2 separate regions of the Homo sapiens genome follow, and region 1 is linked to region 2. A link is a loop called in an ENCODE intact Hi-C map of the cell type or tissue named here. Cell type or tissue: PC-9. All regions are shown on one strand. Links, peaks and the distances in the headings refer to the core of each region. The heading gives the core; the rest is flanking DNA.

Evidence for each region. A loop is a pair of places that touch in the nucleus more often than their neighbours do. Peaks named below come from ENCODE experiments on the same cell type or tissue, not always from the same donor. Only the 100,000 strongest peaks of a DNase experiment are listed, where the experiment ranks them.
Region 1: it touches region 2 in a loop (11-fold over the local background); 3 of 110 quality-filtered maps call a loop at or near these places.

Annotation. Positions count from the first base shown.
Region 1 is chr22:30,204,380-30,209,214 of GRCh38, reverse strand. It overlaps LOC105372988 (a long non-coding RNA gene), which reads left to right and starts at 2,021. Exons shown (of 3, transcript NR_188588.1): 1 at 2,021-2,167. It also overlaps a transcript of HORMAD2 not described here. RefSeq lists enhancers at 1,810-2,431, 2,286-3,485. In PC-9, for the core only: no CTCF peak of the experiment used is centred there; DNase peaks (open chromatin) are centred at 184, 2,034 and 3,304; H3K4me3 peaks cover 1,167 bases; H3K27ac peaks cover 4,000 bases.
Region 2 is chr22:29,623,352-29,628,514 of GRCh38, reverse strand. The region is part of intron 1 of NF2 (NF2, moesin-ezrin-radixin like (MERLIN) tumor suppressor); the gene reads right to left. Among named protein-coding and RNA genes, the nearest start is that of NF2, 22 kb to the right of the region's middle. In PC-9, for the core only: a CTCF peak has its summit at 2,745 (motif pointing left); DNase peaks (open chromatin) are centred at 1,804, 2,754 and 3,924; H3K4me3 peaks cover 340 bases; H3K27ac peaks cover 4,000 bases.

The DNA of each region.
Region 1 (4,835 bases), core at 78-4,077, 580 kb before region 2:
GGGAAGTGAGAGAGAAAGGGCCATGGCTAGCTTCTCTCACTCGTGAGGCCTAACGGAGGCGAATGGGGAAACGACTTGGTGTGATCCAAGAGGAAGCTTGGAAAACCGGGGAAAGCTCCGGCCTGGGAGCTGAGAACCACGGTCCTCTTTCCGGGCCCAGCTGGGCCTCCTACCGGCCACGTGGCCGGGGGTGAGTCACAGCCTCTGAGCGACATGACCCTTATCTGCAAAAGGAGGTGGAGAGATGTGAGGACTTCCAAGGCCATTTCCAGCTCTAAGATTCTGTAACGCTGCAGCCATCTCTTTAAAGATGACAAGCAGAGATGCTGAGCTGAAACAGATGTGGTGGATAAAGCCAAAATAATCAGCTCAGTGGTTTTTCTCTCTCCAGTGCCCTGCGTCAGCGAAGCCTTGGGTGAATCTGGCATTTGCTCATTTTGATAGGTAATCAAGGCAACATCTGGGGGCCTGAGCTTCCGGAAGAGGGGCTGATCAAACAGTTCCTACCCTTAGCCCTTCCTCCTTCCTGAACAGCGTGCATGTGATGTGGACCTCCTGAATCCACACGGTCCAGGCTGGCTCCTGCACTGAGCATTTCTTAAACGCGATTTCTTTGCTCATTCTCCAGACCTTCCACAGTCAGCCAGAGTCTGGGGATGCTCATTTGCTAAAGAACTATTTATTTTGCATCTCCCCAGTGCCTGGCACCAAAATAAAAGATTCTGGGGCCCTTGTGTCAGAGGGAATTCTCACGCAGCCTTGGTGCATGAGATAACTATGCTTCCCATAGGAAGGGAGAGAGATGAGAAGGTGACCTTATATCCACAGGGCAGAGCCCTAAGTGGGCAAGGAAGTTTCTGGATGGCGGGGTGGGCAGCACAGACTCTGGAAAGGTGGGAGGAAAAAGGAACCCGGATGGGGAGATTACAGGAACTGAGGCAGTGAGGCAGAAAAATATGGTGTGTTCAGTGGGCAGTGAGGTGACACATTTAGGCAGCACGCAGCTCTCGGAGTTTGATTTCATTTTAAAGGAACCCCATTCCCCTAATTTCCATCATAGACCTAGTTTGTTTCCTCCCCCACACTGCTCATCTGTAATCACACACTCACTTTTCTTTTTTGAGACAGAGTCTCGCTCTGTCGTCCAGGCTGGAGTGCAATGGCGCAATCTCGGCTCACTGCAACCTCCGCCTCTCGAGTTCAAGCGATTCTCCTGTCTCAGCCTCCTGAGTAGCTGGGATTACAGGTGCCCACCATCATGGCTGGCTAATTTTTGTATTTTTAGTAGAGACGGGGTTTCACCATATTGGCCAGGCTGGTCTCGAACTCCTGACCTTGTGATCCATCCGCCTTGGCCTCCCAAAGTGCTGGGATTACAGGCGTGAGCGCACTCACTTTTTAATTATCTGAACCTCTCTCCAGAAAGGAAACTCCCTGGGGAAGGACTATCATCATCTTCTTCACTACTGTCTACTCAGTGCCCAGACACAGCCCCGCACAGAGAAGACACCAGAAAAGATTGTCGGCCTGCACAAAGGCATCTGAGTAGGAGAGAGACAGAATCAAAGCAGTGTTTCAGGGCCTGGTGCAGTGGCTCACGCCTGTAATCCCAGTGCTTTGGGAGGCTGAGGCGGGAGGATCGCTTGAGCCCAGGAGTTGGAAGCTGCAGTGAGCTGTGAGCGTGCCACTGCACTCCAGCCTGGGTGACAGAGCAAGACCCTGTCTCTAAAAGAAAAAAAAAACGAAAAACAAAAAAGCTGTGTTTCAGGATGGCATTTGGGTAAAGAGGTCAAACACTCTTTCTTTTAAGAGCCTGGGACATTTCTTTTTCTTCTTCTTGCTTCCTAATCAGTGGTTTCTTGCCCTTCATAGGAGCCCAGGGCACGGAGTGTCTGGGCCTGGAATGCGGACATGTGTGGGAGGGATGCGAAACTGTGCTGGCAGCCCCAAGAAAAGAATCAGTCTTTGTCCTCATCTTCACATGCACCTGTCGTCCCAAACCCTTGACAAACATTGTGTCATTCACCTTCCAAACCTCTCTGCGGATTCAGCCTGGGCGGGCGGGAGCACAGTGAGCCACATTCTCTGCATTCCCGCCTCCTGACAGCTCCTGGTACCACAGCCGCTGAGCTGGGATGTCCAAACATTCCAACTGACTCATCCGTGGGTGAGCAAGGCCGACACGAGGGGACGGGTGGAGGCTGCTGGGGCTCTGTCTCTGCCGAAGTCCCTAATTCAGAGAAGAAAGTGGGGCGGGTGGGGGAATTGCCGGGATATGGGCCATTTCCCTTGAATGATGCTCGGGTGTCACTTGAGGTGCCAGGAAGTGGTGGCAGTTGCAGCACAGTGGCCCTGGTGGAAGCCTGGGCTCAGACCTCACATACCTAGATTTGAGTTCTGGCTCCATGGTCAGAATTTTGTAACTTCATCAAAACTCTCTGAGATTGGCCGGGCAGAGTGGCTCATGCCTGTAATCCCAGCACTGCAGGAGGATCACTTGAGCCCAGGAGTTTGAGACCAGCCTGGGCAACATAGTGAGACTTCATTTTTCCAAAAAGGAAAAATATTAGCTGGGGATGGTGGCATGCATTTGTAGTTCCAGTTCCTGGTAGGCTGAGGCGAGAGGATTGCTTGAGCCCAGGAGTTTGAGGCTACAGTGAGCTATGGTCGCACCACTGCACCCTAACCTGGAAAACAAAGCCAGACCCTATCTCTGAAAACAAAACAAAACAAACAAACAAAACAAAAAATAAAACAGGCCAGGCGCGGTGGCTCATGCCTGTAATCCCAGCACTTTGGGAGGCTGAGGCAGGTGGATCACGAGGTCAGGAGTTGGAGACCAGCCTGGCCAACATGGTGAAACCCCATCTCTAATACAAAATTAGCTGGGTGTGGTGGCAGGTGCCTGTAGTCCCAGCTACTCAGGAGGCTGAGGCAAGGGAATCTCTTGAACCCAGGAGGCAGAGGTTGCAGTGAGCTGAGATCGTGCCATTGCACTCCAGCCTGGGTGACAGAGCAAGACTCCATCTCAAAAAACAAAACAAAACAAAAAACTCTCTGGGTCTCGGTGTCCTCATCTGTAAATGGAGGCGGGGGGTGAGAATAATGGCTCCTGTGCAGTGTAGTGGTCAGAATGAAGCAAGAAAATGTGAATACTGAGCACGCGAGAGTTGCTTAGCAATGACTTGTGTTAGGTTGTCACCCTTCTGATGCAATGACCTGAGACTCACTTCCGGGTGGGCAGGCGAGTGTGTCATCATCCCTTGCTTCGTCCCACAGGACAAAGGCTGCAAAAGTATCTGGTGGGAATGTCCCTGCCCTGCTTTGGGATTTCGGGTAGGATTTCTCCATCAGGCTGGAGTGGGGCAGCGCTGAGCCTCCCGTGCACATTCAGTGACCTCATTCAGGGGATGAGACCAAACAGAACGGGCAGCGGCTTTTCCGGTCCTCACGCCACCCTCCAGATGGCTTATAACCAGATCCCTGCCAAATTCCTCTCCTCCCTCCCCCAAGACTCATCTGATGCCAAAGCGTTTCTCAAAAGGGGGAAATACAGTACTTTCGTCAGTACCTCATCACCTCACCGCTGGGTCACAAATGACCCCGGCTCAGCCCTGCCTTCCAGCTGTCTTCCCAAGGGGATGTCTCTGAAGATTTTTCCCCAGCTCTGTGCTGGGGCTGTTGGGGAGCTGGACGTCCGGGAATGAGAGGAGGATATGGGACACAACGTGACCTTGGGCCAGTCACCGGCCTTCTCTGGTTCTCACTTTCCCCGTCTGCGAAACGAGGTAGCTGGCTGAGGTCATCCAGGCAGCAGTTTCCGGTCCCAGGGTGTTCTGGCTCCCTGACTGCAGGGAGAGCTGGGAAGATGAGTACTTGTCCCTGCTCAGCAGGAGAGCGCTGTGGTTAGGAAGCCAGTGGCTCTGGGTTCAAATTCTCACCCGGTGCCCTTGCTGGCTCCGTGACCTTAGGTAACACACACACACCCTCTCTGACCAGTTATTCTATCTGTAAAGTGGGTGCAATCATTGCCACCTCTGGAGTTGTTTTAAGGATTAAGAGGATCCACATGCAGAACTCAGCGCAGTGTCTGACACTCGCAATATTATAATTAAATATTATAATTTCATTTCGCTCAACTGCCCGCCTCACAGAGAGAAACTGAGGCCCAGCAGCGGTTGCTGGGAAGAGGATTCAGACCACATTTCCATGTTTGAGCCGCCACCCCGGGCCGGCTCCAGGAGGAAGCTGCAATAACTCAGGGGAAAAGTCCCACGGCGTCTGCTCCAGCTCCCTCAGGCGGCTCTCAGAGCTCGTGCCAAGAGATGGCTTGGCAGCTGCTCTCCCTCCATGCCCATTAGCTTAGTTCCAGATGTTCTAGGCAGCAGCCTGGGGAGCTCTTTCAGGTTCTGTTTCTTTGGATCTACTTTCTTGTAGTTTCCCTTTCCTCTGCTTTTCCCCAACTGGCCCTGGCAGCTTTATAAATGAAAAACAACGTCTTTCCCATCACCTTCGAAATCACCCAACCACAGTTCCCTTCTCATTAGACCCCTGGAAATGCCTTGGCTAGACAGACTTCATGTAGGGACGGCCAGGACAGCCGGGACACCTTATCAAATGTGCTTCTGACCAGCAACCACATGAAAGGCCTAGAGTTTCACATTTGGATTTCATTAGTTCCCACCCCAGTGTGCCTGGGGCCCTGGAGAATGGTGGCCAGGGAGTTCTGGTGGCCCAGGGCAGCCGCCTGAAAGAGCTCTTTCCTGATCACCTACTATGTGTGGCCACTTCACCTCTGTCATCTTAGCCTTCTCAACTCCATGAAATAAGTGTTA
Region 2 (5,163 bases), core at 1,164-5,163:
AATCATCTCTGTTATTATGCCAAATCTATTTAATTACTGCCTTCAACTCTTCACCAATTTCTTCCTCCCTCCTTCAACCAATTACCCTACCTTATTACAACCCAGCCTATGTCCTCCCATGTCAGCAAACTTATGTGCTTCCATTTATTTGTAACTAGACCTTTCTAAGATCTATCCCTTTGTCTCCCTGCTGTCCATGTCCCCCAATGCCACATACATGAATCAGTATGGGCTTTACACATATTGAAAAATGAGGTACTTGTCTTTCCCCAAGTTTTCTGTCTTTCCTCCAGTTCTGCAGATCACAAACTCCTTGAAGGCAAGGGTGTACACACACACACACACACACACACACACACACACACACACACACAGATTAAGTCTCCCAGAACCCTGGCAAGTGCTGCATAATCTGTGGATACTCCATAAATGCTTGATGCTTGTGGTTGGTTGACGATGTTGATGATAATCATGATAACTAGATGAGGCTTCTGAGCAGAACAGTCTTCCAATTAATGATTGCAATGAAGCAAGAATTTATGACACTCGTTATTAAAAATGTAATTGCATAATTAGGCCTTAAGGTATATATTTTACCCCTTTGGTGAAACATACTGATTTCCTCTCTCTAAAAATACCTTGGCAAGGAAATCTAAATCTCAAACAACCAAAGAAGAAAATTTTCCACAGAACAAAGGAGACTAGTAAGAAACAAATCACAGCACCTTGGGAAGCCACAAAATGGAGCTTTTAAACTCTGGTAAGTCTTTCAAAACCAAATGAATTACAGTTTTTTAGGGGAAAAAAAGGCCTTATGCTTGCAGTTTCTGGCATCTTTCCCGCTGAAGTGCAGAGCAGTTATGGGAGCGGGAGGAACCCAGCAGGGAGGTCTGTATCCTAGATTCTCTGCCTCAACCACACACAAGTCTATGACTTGGGTGTGCCATGCAGCTCAACCGGGCCTCAGTTTCTTCATTTGTAAATCTCTTATGAGCCATGCAATCACCATATTTTACTATGCTGTAAACAAAGAAGATTCACTTCAAAGTTGACTGACAGATGACAAAGCAAAAAGAAACAATACAACCATCATGCTATGAAAGCAATACAGTCCCCACAAAAGCAAACACGACAATATCTTTGGAATTTAGCTCACAACATGAGAGCAATCATAGCTCATATAGTCAAACAGCTATAAAACACCCAAACCCGCTGTGCTGGGTAAGTCACTTAACCTCTTTGGGTCTCGGCTTCCATAATCATCAAGTGGTCTTCAGGATTAACACCACTCTCTGAGTCTATGAGCTTGACATGACTTTGTATAAACCATGTAGCATTTTTCATTGCTACGATAATTTTCTTTTGATCCTTTAACATCTCATTCTGTATCTTAAAATCATTTTCAGGGATGTAAATGACTTCACCTTTAGTTTATGTGTGGTTTCACATTCTTTTCCCTCATTCAGGGTCTGCTATTACGTTCCTTACTCCTAATAATCATGAGTTGACTGTATAATGATGAACTCTCTGATGTAGTAAAATTGGGAATGATAATGCTGCTGAAAAATAGAAGTTCTTATCACCTAGCATGTTATTGATATTCAGTGATTGGCAATGATTACAAATGTGTGATATACTGAGAATAATTTTGCAGAGCACTACAAATAGGAAACAATAGTAAATTCAGCACAAATAAGGCACAAGGTTAAATTTCAAATGCCTAAACATCAAGTACAACTAGCAGATTACGAAACACAACCCCTGACTAAGTATCAACCAACTGGTTACTCCTGCCCTGGACAATGTAAAAATTGTGGTTAGTATGTAACAATGCATTCCTTCAAAAAAGCTCCAGCACAACAGAGCTAGAGCATGATCCATTCATGTGAACTAGCTTCTATTGAACCCAGATGTTTGCCTGGAAAGAAATTTTGAATATTCTCTGTTTCTAGCTTGACCTTTTGATTAAGTCTCATGGTCATCAATGATAATAAAACTGACTTTAATAACATTAGAAGGTACAGGCATGAGTGGATAGGACTGGTAAAAATATCTGCAGATGGGGCTGGGCGTGGTGGCTCGCACATGTAATCCCAGCACTTTGGGAGACCGAAGCGGGTGGATCACGAGATCAAGAGATCGAGACCATCCTGGCCAACATGGTGAAACCCTGTCTCTACTAAAAATACAAAAATTAGCTGGGCGTGGTAGCAAGCACCTGTAGTCCCAGCTACTCGGGAGGCTGAGGCAAGAGAATCGCTTGAACCCAGGAGGCAGAGATTGCCATGAGCTGAGATGGCGCCACTGTACTCCAGCCTGGTGACAGAGTTAGACTCCATCTCAAAAAAAAAAAAAAAAAAAGTCTGCAGATGGATGAGAACTACCGTGGGCTGAAGACTAACATATTTATGAGACTGATTTAATCTCAAAATCAATATGATTAAGCAAGTAGGGAGATGCACTGTTGGTGAATTTAAAACCACAGATCAGTCGAGATACATTTAGTAATTACTTTGGGCTTCAGTTTTAAGTTTTATCTGAATGTCAAACTATCAAAACTATTGAAACAAGAAGACTAAAACAGGCAAGGTGGAGGGAAAAGCTATAAGCAACATAACTCACTAAGAGAAAGTTTATATGAAGTTTTCAAAGCTCGGTCCAAATTTGGCAAAGAAGCAAAAAAGAGAACAGTGGCAAAAGAGTTGGAAGAGAAAAGGCTGTCTTTAAAAATGATGCAGTCTGGCACCACCTAGTGGTGCCACACAGATTCCTGCACTAGGACAAGCACCTTGTGTCAACATGAGTGACTAAAGATTCCATTAAAAATTTTTCCCTGAAGTCAGCACTACTTTGGTAATAAATTTTGACACGCTAAAAATGTCCTAAACATGTGGATTTAGAATCTAAATTAGACAAAGCACAGACAGGAGGACAGAACACATCATCCTGTAACAAGAATTGAGAAGCCTCGTCACCAGCTGGCTAGAAAGATTAGCAGCTCTGAGAAAACTCAATTCTGGGTTTTTAAAACCTCAAACGCTTTAGTTTATGAAATTAAAAATAAACAAGCAGCAAAAATGTTCTTGGACAGGAATGCAAAACTAGCATGAATAACTGGAGAAGTCATCAAAAACAAAGAAAAAAGAAAAATTTCAATATGACACACTAGGGACAAAAGAATGCAGAATAATTAACTATGGCAGAAATCCGAAAAGAATCCTGCTATCACCGTGGACATCAAGCTAAATAGAGATTGTATTACTTAGCATGTTACAAAAAAGAAGATCTGGCCGGGTGCAATGGCTCGTGCCTGTAATCCCAACACTTTGGGAGGCCGAGGAGCGTGGATCACGAGGTCAAGAGATCGAGACCATCCTGGCCAACATGGTGAAACCCCGTCTCTCCTAAAAATACAAAAATTAGTGGCGCACGCCTGTAGTCCCAGCTTCTCGGAAGGCTGAGAAAGGAGAATCGCTTAAACCTGGGAGGCAGAGGCGGAGGTTGCAGTGAGCCGAGATCTCACCACTGCACTCCAGCCTGGCAATAGAGCAAGAAAAGAGAAAGAAAGAAAAAGAAAGAAAGAAAGAAAGAAAGAGAGAGAGAGAGAGAGAGAAAGAAGAGAGAGACAGAAAGAGGAGAGAAAGAGAAAGAAAGAAAGAAAGAAAGAAAGAAAGAAAGAAAGAAAGAAAGAAAGAAAGAAAGAAAGAAAGAAAGAGGACCCTTCAACAAGAACATGGCATAAGGTGAGTCCATTTTATTTGGACTAATTATAGTTTAGAGGGTCTACAATTACAAAGGCATGGACAATCTGAATAAGGTTCAAAGAAAATGAAGGCAATGATTAAAGGAGAAAATTCACAGTGCTTCTGGCATGAGACACTTCCTGTTCCCACACTCCCAGCCCATGACAACATAGATAGGTAACATTTATCAAATGCTCACTACGGGTCAGGCCCTGAACCAAGTGCCTGTAAAGGTCCACCTCATTCATGTCTCAAAACAACCCTGGCCAGGCACGTTGGCTCACACCTGTAATCCTAGCACTTAGGGAGGTCAAGGCAGGAGAATCACTTGAGGTTAGGAGTTCCAGGCCAGCCTAGCCAACATGGCAAAACCCCATCTCTACTAAAAATACAAAAATTAGCTAGGCGTGGTGGTGCACTCCTATAATCCCAGCTACTCAGGAGGCTGAGGCACGAGAATCGCTTGAACCCGGGAGGCAAAGGTTGCAGTGAGCCGAGATCGTGCCACTGCACTCCAGCCTGGGCAACAGAGGGAGATTCCGTCTAAAAACAAACAAACAAAACAAAAAAAACCCTATAAAAAAGATACTATTATTCTCATTTTATAGATGCAGCAACTGAGGTTTAAAGAGTTAAGTTCAAGGTCACTTGGGAAGCAGGTAGCAGAGGCAGGGCTTTTCCCAGGCCAATTTACCCCTTCCATCAGGGCTGTAGCTCTTATTCTTTAAGCAATATTCTTCCTGTCCTCTAGCAGACTTCCTCATGCCTATACACTCAAGTCTTGAGATGACTTCCTACCAAAGCAGGAAATATGAAAGGGAGAGGAGCACAGTGAGACTCTTCTGCCCAGATCACCTAAAATAAGACGCTAAAGCTGAGGGCCTTTGAATGTGAGTTCTTCCCCTCATCTTTCAGAAGAACTGAGGCCTGGGGGAAATAAGTGATGCGCCCAAGGTCACACGGTGGAGCTCTGCCTAGAAGCCTGGTGTTCAGACATCGGTTTAGGGATCTTGATGATTTTACACAAGTAAAACGATGCAGGAACCAGACAAGAGAAAGTGCACTGACTTCCTGAGCTCAACTCTGGCCAGCTTGATCCAACTTCCCTTCTGCCTGACTGACTTCGGAGACTGAGGACTGGCTTTGGACCTGAGAATCTCCTGAATCTTGAGCCTAGCAGGTCTTCTGCTCATTCTTGGTCACAGAACACCCTAATCTCTAGATTCACTAGATGCTTACATCTGCCTAGTTTTGTCCCAACCCCCAGCAAGTCCCACTGCTGTTCAGGTTTCAATGTGATACCTTGCCCAAAGCGTTTGCCTTCTAATTGTTTCCTACTTCCAACCTCTCTCTCCCTACCCCAAACCCCAAACGTTCCAAATCATTTTGCATGCCAACCACTTTAAATCACACTTCTAGT